Linked DNA regions of Homo sapiens: region 1 is linked to region 2. A link is an interaction called in ENCODE POLR2A ChIA-PET data of the cell type or tissue named here. Cell type or tissue: PC-9. All regions are shown on one strand. Links, peaks and the distances in the headings refer to the core of each region. The heading gives the core; the rest is flanking DNA. Region 1 overlaps SHC3 (SHC adaptor protein 3). Region 2 overlaps SHC3 (SHC adaptor protein 3).

Region 1 (5,373 bases), core at 123-5,122, 54 kb after region 2:
ATGGCGTCTGCAGTGGAAGGTGTTGTCCCCACCTCCTCAGCCCCAGCTGCCCCTCCTGGGTTCCCCGCCACACCACACCTCTCTTCTCATACTCTGCATTCAGATGCTGAACAAACTCCCCTAAATATCCCTGTAAGCTGCCTCTTCCTCCTGACCCACCTGGACTCCCAGTGACAGCCCCAGCCCACCCTGCAGGAGGCTCTGCTGATGTCCATTCCCTGCTCAGAATCCTTCTGGGATGCCATCACCTCCAGTGTAAGGTTAAACTGTGCAGTGTGGGTAAGAAAATAGGAATAGCAAATGTTCCCCAGCATGTCCTTGATGCCACGCACTGTACTAACTACTTCACTTGTATTAATCCTTTCATTCTGAAAACGGTCCTGTGAAGCAGGACTCGCGATAGCCATCTTACAGAGAGGTCAGTAACTTCCTATAAGGAGTGTCATTAGCAGGTGGCAGGCCAAGTTGTGGCAGGTGCTCAAAACTGTCTTCTCCTCACTTGTCACTGCACTGGACTGAGCAGGACAGGCAGTATTTAATAACGCACACAGGGAGTGGTGGAGTGCACCTGTAGTCCCAGCTACTCAGGAGGCTGAGGCAGGAGGATGGCTTGAGCCCAGGGGTTTGAGGCTGTAGTGAACTATGATCGTACCATTGCACTCCAGCCTGGGTGACAGAATGAAACCCTGTTTCTAAATAAATAAATAAAAATAAACAAATCCATAAATAAATAAGATGCACAGGATGCTGCTTGTGCACCCAGGAGAGAAAGGGCTTCAAGGGTAATGGCTTGGGATGACCATGCCCTTTACACATCAGGGGAGCATCCTGAGAGGGGCTGTTTGTTTCTGATTGGACCATGAGAGGGGGCTGAGTGAACTGGGAAGGCATTGTTGCATTACAGGTAACTTACGAATCACACCCACAGCTGGAGCTGCTGTTCTAGGCCAGCCATTAATCTAGCAGCTTCAGCATCAGAGAGCTTGCTTAGAAACGAGATCCTCAGCTCCCACCCCAGATCTGCTGAGTCAGGAACTCGGAATGGGGCCTGGATGTGTGGGATGGAGATGAGGCAGTAGTCTGAACTTTCACAAGCCCTTCAGGGGCTAGAGTTGGGAACCACAGGTCTAGGCAACAGACCCTTTTAAAAATGAGGAAGGATATGTTAGGTAACTTGTCAGGCAAACAGAGCACATTAGCAGTAGAAACAGGATTTGAACTGATGACTTGTGATATCTTGACCAGTGGTTTTTCTCTATGTGGTCATACCTTCTGATTCTGTTCTGCTGTCTATGGCCAGTTAAACACAGAAGTGGATCATCTAGATGCTTGGATGAATAAAATTTGAAAAATTAATTTCTACTGAATTTCTGGAAAGTATGTAAGAATAGATGGTAAAAGAAGTAGCCAGGAAGAAGTTCCACCTCCCCCAAGCCAAGCAGTTTTCTGGAGGTTGTGGCAGAGAAGAGAAACAGTAAGATTGGTTATGGCCTCAATGGCAGATTTGGGAAATCAGAATATGCTGCATATTTCTTAACGATTTTAATTTCCCACACTTCTGAGTTGCTTCTCAGGCTCCCAAGCATCCTTGGGCCTAAATAAACCCAGCCTTTCTGAATGCATGGAGCTTGATTCCTTCCCACTGAGCTGCTGGCAGCTTTGATCTGTGGGATCTGATTTTCTTCTACTCTGAGACTTTCTCAGATGATTAAAAATATTGTAAGCAACTCAAAGAGACCTTGTTGATAAGGCTTATCAAGCTGGCCTCAGAGTTTATTCTGGGCTGCTGACTCCTGAAGGGCAATCAGCTCTCATGCTAAGATCAGGGTGGGCCTGAGGCCCCAGGCTGACCTCTCTCCCTGAGTGTTCGCTTCTCATAGAGGAAGCCTGCGCCTGCCCTCCCTTCCAAAGAAGGCAAGGCCAGGGGTGGCTGACTCACTCAAACCCATCACATGCCTGGAAAAACCTTCCAAGCTGTTTATGGTTGTTGTGAGACCTCAGTTCTTGTCTTCTTGATTTAGAAGAATTTGAGCAAAAGACAACACAGCAAGGGAGGTGCAAAATAGTGCAATTTATTACAAAGGAGAAAGAATATTTTGAAAGTTAGGTGCAGAATAGACAGTACACCGTAAGAGAATTCAGGGCAGGCTTCGGGGTAAGGATGAGACAAATCCATAAATAAATAAGATGCACTTAAAATAAGTGCACTAGGCACTTATTTTAAAGACGGGCACTAGGGGAGACTCCCTTTATGGGAGGCTTTCATGATTTTTCATAAGGAGGTGTTGCTATAAGCATGTTCGGATGGTCCTCTGGGTGCACATGCGCAGTAGCTGTACATGCTTGTTCATAAGTCACATCTCATTAGCATCTTAAATCTCCACCCAGGGTTGTGTTTTTTTGCTATTATGATGAGCAAAGGGTCATTCTGAGGACAACTAAAATTAAAGTGCGCATGCTCTCTAGAGGGGGAAATTCCTTACTGAAGATAGCTGTGCTTGAATTAGCTGGACTACAGTGTGAATGCTGAGGCTTATTGTGTTGACTGTACGTCCCACGGTTGCCACGTCCCAAAAACTTCCTTGACTACCTATCCCGCCGCAAAGCCACAGGTGACGGTGGCCAGACTGGTGGAGCAGGCTTTGAAGAAGGAAGTGGGAGGTCTGAGCTTTCCCCACTGTAGGAATTTCCCCCCTCCCCCAACCCTCCCTTCCTGCACTGAAGTGTCCTTGAATCTCCTTCTAGGCTCCTGGAGCCCCGACAGGACCGCCAAAGTGTTTAAATAGTGCCCGAGGCTCTTCAGGTTCCTGCCCTGGGTCTTGGCTAAGATCATGGTCCAGCCCTGTTGGGATGTGGGGTGGGGCGGAGTTCCCTGCTCAGCAAAATGAACTGAGGCCTCAGTTCTGTTTGCTGGAGGACCAGCTGACTTCTCTCATTGACATTGTGCCTTTGTTCGCTACAAAGGAAATATGGAAATTACGCAGCCCATTCAGTCACCTCTGGCTCGGGCAAGTCGTGTGACTTACAAGTTCTGAGTGGGAAAGACCACCCCGTAGTCTTGCTCTGGAAGCCCCCAGGGGCAGGCAGAGTCCTGAGAATGCTCCAGGGCCGACCTCCTCCCATTTTATTCCCAAGTCATATATCCTGGGTATCCAGGTAGGGCTGTGTGTGACAGAGTTTTTCCATGGCTAAAAAAGAAACGTCTTAGAGGGCAACAACAGGCAATGCGGAAGTAGCCCTCCATCTCTCAAGGTTCCGATTCCTAGCACTGTGTTCTACTGGCCCCGAGGGGTGCTGGAAACCCTCAGTTTCCACCTGGTGCAGGACAGAGGAGCCTCACCTGGGATGGCCCAAGGCAGGTGAGCCCTGGCATCCAGGCAGGGTTCAGGGAGAGCCACTGCTCACTTTCCTGCGGTACTTCCTTCTCTCTCTCTGCTTTGCTTCTGGTTTGTGGGTTTTTACACAGGTTTCAGGTTAGTTTTGTGGGTCAGCTGTGCTTTCCCAGAGGTGACCTGGGCCTAGGCCTTCCACTCTGTGAGCCGATCTGGTGCTGTCTTTGGTCACTGAGGTCATGGCTGTGGGGACATTGAGTGCGGTGGTGTTGGCCTCCCTACTCTGGCAGCTGAGTGAAGACTTCTTTGTGGTTTCTGGAGCAGTGACTCATCAAATGCTGTCCTGGAGGTTTCATGGAGATGGCACAGTTCCCAAGGTAGCCTGGGCTTTTCCCTGAGGCAGAAGGAGACTACCCCTCTATCCAGCTGCAGAGCTCCTGAAAAATCATTTTTAAGGTAGAATTGGCAGTGATGATAGTCAATACTAACACGAGTGTACTTTCCATACAGTTGGAACAAAAGTTTCAAACCTGATTCTGCTAGAATATTAGTGTTCCAGAAGGCTGGTGCAACTGGCGGGCATCTCCTGTGTGGGCGCTGAAGCTCAGTGCGAAATGTCCCTGTGAGGTCAAACTGGGGCTGCAGCTCAGCAGATCCCTACAGCTCCCCTGGGCACCTCCCCAAGCCCTGAGTGTCCTCATGAGGCCCATGTGTGCCACCATAGGGCAGGAGGCTCTCCCCTGCATCCTTCCACCACTGGGCACTTTGGAGGATCACCAAGGTACCGCACCCAGTGGCAGAGCTCCACCCAGACACACAACCCTGCAAACAGACATTTGTGCCCAGCTTAGTCACTGCTGATGGAGGAGACATGGAGAGTTGGTGAGGGGGACTCACCTGTGTCCCCTCCCCTATGCCTGTACATTCCACTCACAACACCCACATACTGAGGTTGGCCTGCCCATTTTGCTCTCCTCCTGGGCCTGCATCTCCTACTGCACATGAGGGCGGTTTTGTGCCAGCCCCTGCAAGAGCTTCGGTAAGGATGATTTATCTGTCTCATTCTGTTGCTGGTGATAGTTTAGTGTCCCCCTAGATCCTGGCACCAGAAACTGTCCCTGTTTTGTCCTGCTTTGACATGGACGTACGTCACAGCCAGAGGAGGAGCCCTCACCTTCCCACCAACCACCTGGGGACCTGAAGGAGGCCCAGAGGGAAGGATGAATATGACAAGTCAGACCTGCTGTTGTCCACAGACCACAGAGGCCCCCACACCCACAATGTGGCACAAAGGAGCCTGCCCCACAACTGGCACCCCACCTCCCTGCCCTGCTGCCTCTCACCCTCCACCTTCACCTCTCACCCCCACCCTTCCTATCTTCCACCTTCCAACCCCCTGTCACCTCTCCCTCTTTCACCCCTTAACCTGACCCCCACTCTCCTTACTTTTGGGCACTGGGGGTGATGCCTGCTGACCACAGGCCACACAGAGCTGAGTGTGCATTTCTGCCCTAGCCTAGGGAAGAAGCATATTTTAATTAAGCTGCTGTGAAACCTTGGGGATCTCTACCTAAAAACAATACACATTTTTAACAGTAAAGGTCTACAAAAATCAAATCAAAGAAGTAATTCCTTACTATGAACCATTCCAGAGGCTCCAAAGTGCCCTTGTTTTAGGAGTAGATGTTGCTTTCGTTTCTTTGTAAAACCTCACTTCCTCCAGCTTCTCTCCCTGAAAACCGAGTCCCACCCAGTGCTCTCAAGCTGAATATTCATTTATTATTTTTGTTTTTAAATAGACTGTATTTGATATTATTTAATAAATATTGCAAAGAACTGACACCTTGACAATATTGAGTATTCCTATCCATAAATATGAAATATCTCTTCATTTATTTAGTTCTTCTTTGATTTCTTTTATTGGACTTTTGTAGTTTTCCTCATGTAGATCTCATAGGTATTTTGTTAGATTTATACCTATTTCATTTTCAGGGGTGCCAATGTAAATGGTATGGCATTTTAAATTTTAAATTCCACGTGT
Region 2 (5,373 bases), core at 73-5,072:
TCTAAAAATTAAACATAAAATATAGATAATGGGTTTATATAGTTCTGTAAAGAGACAATTTGACCTTCTTTAATAAGAAGTTAGCTTTTAGAAAGTACTTTAGATGATACGTGATTGGTCACTTTGATAGAAACACAGTTAGAATATTATTATAAAATGAATAAGAGTAAGCATAAACATCAAAAACATTTGTTTCTTGCTTCACTTTTTCCATGTCATGATGATTCATTGCCTACGGTTTTCCTGGCATCTGAGCTTTTAGGAAAATGTTTCCTTCCCTGCTCTCTACAATAAATTGAGTGGCAAATGGGAAGCTTGTCCTGATAGTCTGTTGCGTAACTGATATGGACATATTTCTCTTCAAAGCACTGTGTTGTTATGGTGATTATTTTTCGTCCACATGGTAGAAATTAATCTGAAGAAGTATTGAGCTCGGAAAGTTTATAGAATGTTTCTGAGGACCTATTATCTTCTCTTGTTCACCGTGTCTCCAAGTCCCTGTTGATTTTTTTCTATGCAGTAGTATTTTCTCCTCCATGTGTGAGTGGGAAGGGTCACCAGCTCCTTTCTGGACCCCTGACTTGGAACCACCTTTGCCCACCTCCCAGGCATTTCTCACTTAGGCTGGATCATGAGGTTGAGCTGTGTTTCCTCTCCAGCATTCCCTTCCTGCCACCCTAGCCCTCAGCTGTGACCATCCTGTCTTGCTTCCTCACCCTCTGGGGTCCTCCTGCCCCATGCAGAACCACGTGTTGGACTCTTGCCCCCGGCCACTCAGCACCAGGACACTCTGCCTCCTCCACCGGGACCCATGCCTGCACGTCCCAGCAGCCTCACCAGTGCGGTTCCATGGAACTGCCCTGCACATCACCTCACTGCCGGGTTCTTTATACACCCTGCAGTTCCTCTTCTCCTTCCAACCCCTCTTGATTTTGTAAGATTCACTAACCGCAGAAACTGGGAATAAAACTCGGGATGACCATGTTTCTTTTAATTACATTCTAACTCACTTAAGAAGGATCTCAATCAATCAAGGTGGTTGATTAGGTTTGGGCCTGATGTCCTGACCAAAGCCATGGAGATAGATAGCATCACAGTGTCGGGAAGAGAATATTTTAGGGTGCTGACTTACAAAAATAGAATCTTAGCAAAATGTAAAAAAAAAAAAAAGTGTAGCATTGACACAGATGACATTGTTAGTATCCAGCCACCACAACAAAGAGAACTAGAATATTGCCAGGAGAGGTTTTACGATGACCTGTTTGCGTTTTGTTTAGTTTTGTGTTTTAGAAGAAGAATCGGATGACTCCCAAATTGGCAGCTCTGTTTTCTATACTGAAATAAACAGGCAGTTATTTTCTTTGGATGTGCAAGTGTAGCATCTCTGGGTTCCATAATCCCGACTGACACGTAATAAAATTGCTTTTTCTTCCTGTCCTAAGGGAAGCCATCAGCCGCGTCTGTGAAGCTGTGCCTGGTGCGAAGGGAGCCTTCAAGAAGAGAAAGGTACTGTCCTCAATGCTCTGTGTCTAACTGTGTCTCCTCTACTTCCTCTTTTTTGCCACTCGGTATCTTCAGTCACACAGAATTATTCATTGTCCTCTTTCTGTGGCCCGGCGCTTGCTACTTCTAAAAGCAGAAAGGGCTTAGATTGCTTTCTCTCTCACGTGGTTGAGGACAGTTAGCTGTCCCTGTCTCAGAAGTAGACACCCTGGTTACTCATTCACTGTGGCTTAAACTCTGAAGATAATGATAACAACAGACACTTAAAACAGGGTCAGGCTTTCCTTTAAGCACTTTCAATACATCAATTTACTTAACTACAACAACTGAGTTAGATATCCCCAGTGGTGTGCTGGTAAATGTTTAACAACCAGCTCTCCAGGTTGGGCAGGGGAATGAAAAAGAAAGTTTGTAGCATTTTCTGATTTGTGTGATGTCAATACCTCTGCTGTGGCCGATTTCAATTTCTCAAAATTATATCCCGTGAAAACAGAGTCGGGAAGAGATATGTAGTAGCTCATGGTTGTATAATGTTTCTGCCATACAGGTACTGTGGGCATAAATAACTTGAAAAACAGTTAGTAGTTAATGCAGCAAAAGAATTAGGAAGTGATGCATGTTGAGCATTTATTGTCTGTTTTTTTTTGTTTTTTTTTTTGTTTTTTTGAGACAGAGTCTCGCTCTATCCCCCGGGCTGGAGTGCAGTGGCGTGATCTTGGCTGACTGAAATCTCCGCCTCCTGGGTTCAAGCGATTCTCCTGGCTCAGCCTCCCGAGTAGCTGGGATTACAGGTGTGCGCCACCATGCCCAGCTAATTTTTGTATTTTTAGTAGAGATGGGGTTTCACTGTATTGGCCAGGATGGTCTCGACCTCTTGACCTCGTGATCCACCCGCCTTGGCTTCCCAAAGTGTTGGGATTACAGGTGTGAGCCACCATGCCCGGCCCTATTGTCTGTTTTTTTAAAGGTAATTTATTTAATTGTAAGTTTACATACATTCATTTTTAATAACAGCTGTGATTAATAGTCAGATTATAAAATTCTGAAAAATTTAATAATTGGCTCCCATCAGCTGGGCCAAGCCAGCACTAGAATACCACTGGATATCCCCGTATTACAGATGATGACAACTGTGAACGGAGGGGAAAGGCCACAATGCAGGTAGATGTTGTCTGAGAGCAAGCTCAGAGGGCTGGGCTCCACAGGCTGCATGTTCAAACACTGCACTAGGACTTTTCATCCTGAAGATATTTGAGTCAGAAGGAAAAAAAAAAAGCCTGGATTAGGAGAAACCATGAAAACCTCTTCAGTTAAGTTGTCTAGTGAATACCCAGCTAAATCCACAATCAAGGCTTTTCTATGCCTAACCTGAATTGTGGAGAAAGCGTCCTTCAAAGAACCTCTGAATCTGCCCTGAGGTTGCACATTCCTGATTCCAGATCATCTGGGCAGCTGCATGTGTGGCTCTGCTGATCCCAGGCTCAAGCTTGTTTCTGTCTTCAGAGCTTGGGGACTTTCACGCACCCACAGGGCAGCTGGGTTTCGGAAGAGAACTCTGAATGAAGACTCAGATGTGCCAGCCCATGTTCTGGCCAGTCCATGGGGAACCAAGTAAGGCTCCAGAGTCTCCACTATAGGAACTAGGACGGCAACTGAGAACGAAGAAGGGGAATCTCATCTTCCAGGTCCCAGCTCATCCTGGGGCATCCTCATGGTTCTCTTGGTGGAAACGATGCCCGTTTCTTGGCTCCACCCAGAATCTCATGGGTGGGGCCTCAGCATCTCTGTTTTTAAATATCTCCTTCAGGGGATTAAAAAGGGTGTGCACCTGGTTAGGAACTAATTAGCATATCAAAAGAGAGAGTGTTCTAATCCAAAAAGAAGGGATGGGTTGGTACCAAAGGGCATTGCCCACCCAGGTACCTAGGAAGAAGGTCCCTGGCCCCAAAACACAGCTGTCAGTCCCCTGTAAGGACATTTCTGACAGGGTAATGGGAACTGTATACCAGTTACAGCCAGGCCATGTCTATCTATCCTTATGCTGGCTCTAGGCCCATGGGTTTTTAAGAGGACAGTCCATGAGAACCTTGACCAGGGAGAGTGTTTGCTCCAAAAAATTTGTGGTCCATTCCCTTCGGCCGCGAACATCCTTGCATCTCTCTGGGATTCTTGTAATCCCCTAGAGCTGGCCTGCTTTAGTCTTCCTCTAAGTTAGTTTGACTCTTCCTCTGAAGTAGGTGTGATGATACCAGGTTGCTGAGCGTACAAAATGTGATGGGCTTTCCCCAGGTTTACATATGAGGACTTCTCCATGAGACACTTCCCAACAGGGCCAGAGAAAAGGCCTGGAAGACTGATGCCTCTGCCTGCCTGCAAGAGTTTTCACCTCAGCATTTGCATATTATATGGTTTATAATTTGCATGTTGCATATTCTAAAATTTGCTTATTAGCTTCGGATCCCCCTACTCCCAGCTTATTCATTTCACATTTTGTCTTCTTATGCCTAAGGAGGGAGGAACAGTTAGTGAGAGTTTAGGGGTATGGCAGGCATCCACATCCCCACCCTTTGAGATGGAAATGAAACAGCTAAAATAATGCTCTTTAATTTCACAGCCTCCAAGCAAAATGCTGTCCAGCATCTTGGGAAAGAGCAACCTCCAGTTTGCGGGAATGAGCATCTCTCTGACCATCTCCACGGCCAGTCTGAACCTGCGAACTCCGGACTCCAAACAGGTACATGGGTGCTCAGATCCCCTGTCCCTGCCCACAGCCCCAGGTGATGAGTGTTTCGCAGGCTTCTTCCTTGCAGCTTTACTGAGCTCACATAGCATATTTTGTGTCAAATTTTTACTAGAGTATGAACTTTGGCCACTTTGAAGGATCACCAAGAGAATGATAAATGAAATTGGCTCTCTTTAATTCTGCTTTTTATTTCTTTGGAGTATAATGCACAAAATCATTGGTTTACTTGCAATGTAAAAAAAAAAAAATGATGTGTGTGCAAAGTCTCTTCTTAATGTCCTTGCCCTTATTTTTTTCTTTTACACCATATTTAATTGGTTTTACAGGCCATATTTTATTTTATTACCTTTGAAGTGGACGGCATGTCATGGTCTAATTGGTGATTTTTTTTTTTTTTTTTTTTTTTTTGCTTTAGTGGCTCATTGTTTTGGAGCATCTTGTAGTACATAGTGTTGTAGGGGTAATAAGAAGTGGTGTTGTCTATGGAATAGCCAATGTGGAATGAATTTGGAGCTGACTGAGACACCACAGCCACAGTGTTAATTAAGGCTAATTTTATTGAGGATGGTTGCGTTCCTGCACAATGTCTATCTTTTAGATTTCTCTGATCTAGTCATCATTAATTTCTTTAGCTGGAAAAATAGGTGTTTGAGTAGCTATTTTAGCTACCAACAAGGCACTTCTGAAGGTCAAATGAGGCGCAGGAGGTGAAATGCTTGAGCAGTATCCAGGGGGGTGTGGAGTGTGGACTCTCCTCCCTTGCTGTGCCCCGGCTCAGCTTCTGGGGCTGGCTATCGGAGCTGGAGCTCGGATGGGACCTCTCTATATAATACTCTACCTGATTCCGACATTGTCACCAGGGATGCCCGCAGTGACCTTTATGTTACTATACATACTTCTGTTGATTGACTTCCATATTCCCCAGGTTAGTGAGCAGCATCTCCAGCTTCATTTATTCCTCCACCTGCCACCCAAGATGTTGAAATAAATCCTGGATCTAGCACAGAAATGGGAAGCAAAACCCAGGCTTTGTGTTAACATAACTAGATACCACTTCTCACTGCCTCCTTTTGTCCTCACAGGACTGATAGATAATTTCTTGTCTTTTTATCTTAACTTGTCTAAGG

Evidence for each region. ChIA-PET counts read pairs that join two places held together with the same protein. Peaks named below come from ENCODE experiments on the same cell type or tissue, not always from the same donor. Only the 100,000 strongest peaks of a DNase experiment are listed, where the experiment ranks them.
Region 1: POLR2A ChIA-PET joins it to region 2 with 11 read pairs; 2 of 35 experiments call an interaction of 5 or more read pairs at or near these places.

The regions. Positions count from the first base shown.
Region 1 is chr9:89,019,616-89,024,988 of GRCh38, reverse strand. The region is part of intron 11 of SHC3 (SHC adaptor protein 3); the gene reads left to right. Among named protein-coding and RNA genes, the nearest start is that of S1PR3, 31 kb to the right of the region's middle. In PC-9, for the core only: no CTCF peak of the experiment used is centred there; DNase peaks (open chromatin) are centred at 2,568 and 3,638; H3K4me3 peaks cover 702 bases; H3K27ac peaks cover 3,302 bases.
Region 2 is chr9:89,073,973-89,079,345 of GRCh38, reverse strand. SHC3 (SHC adaptor protein 3) reads left to right here. Exons shown (of 12, transcript NM_016848.6): 3 at 1,443-1,506; 4 at 4,118-4,237. Among named protein-coding and RNA genes, the nearest start is that of S1PR3, 85 kb to the right of the region's middle. RefSeq lists a silencer at 1,448-2,058. In PC-9, for the core only: no CTCF peak of the experiment used is centred there; no DNase peak of the experiment used is centred there.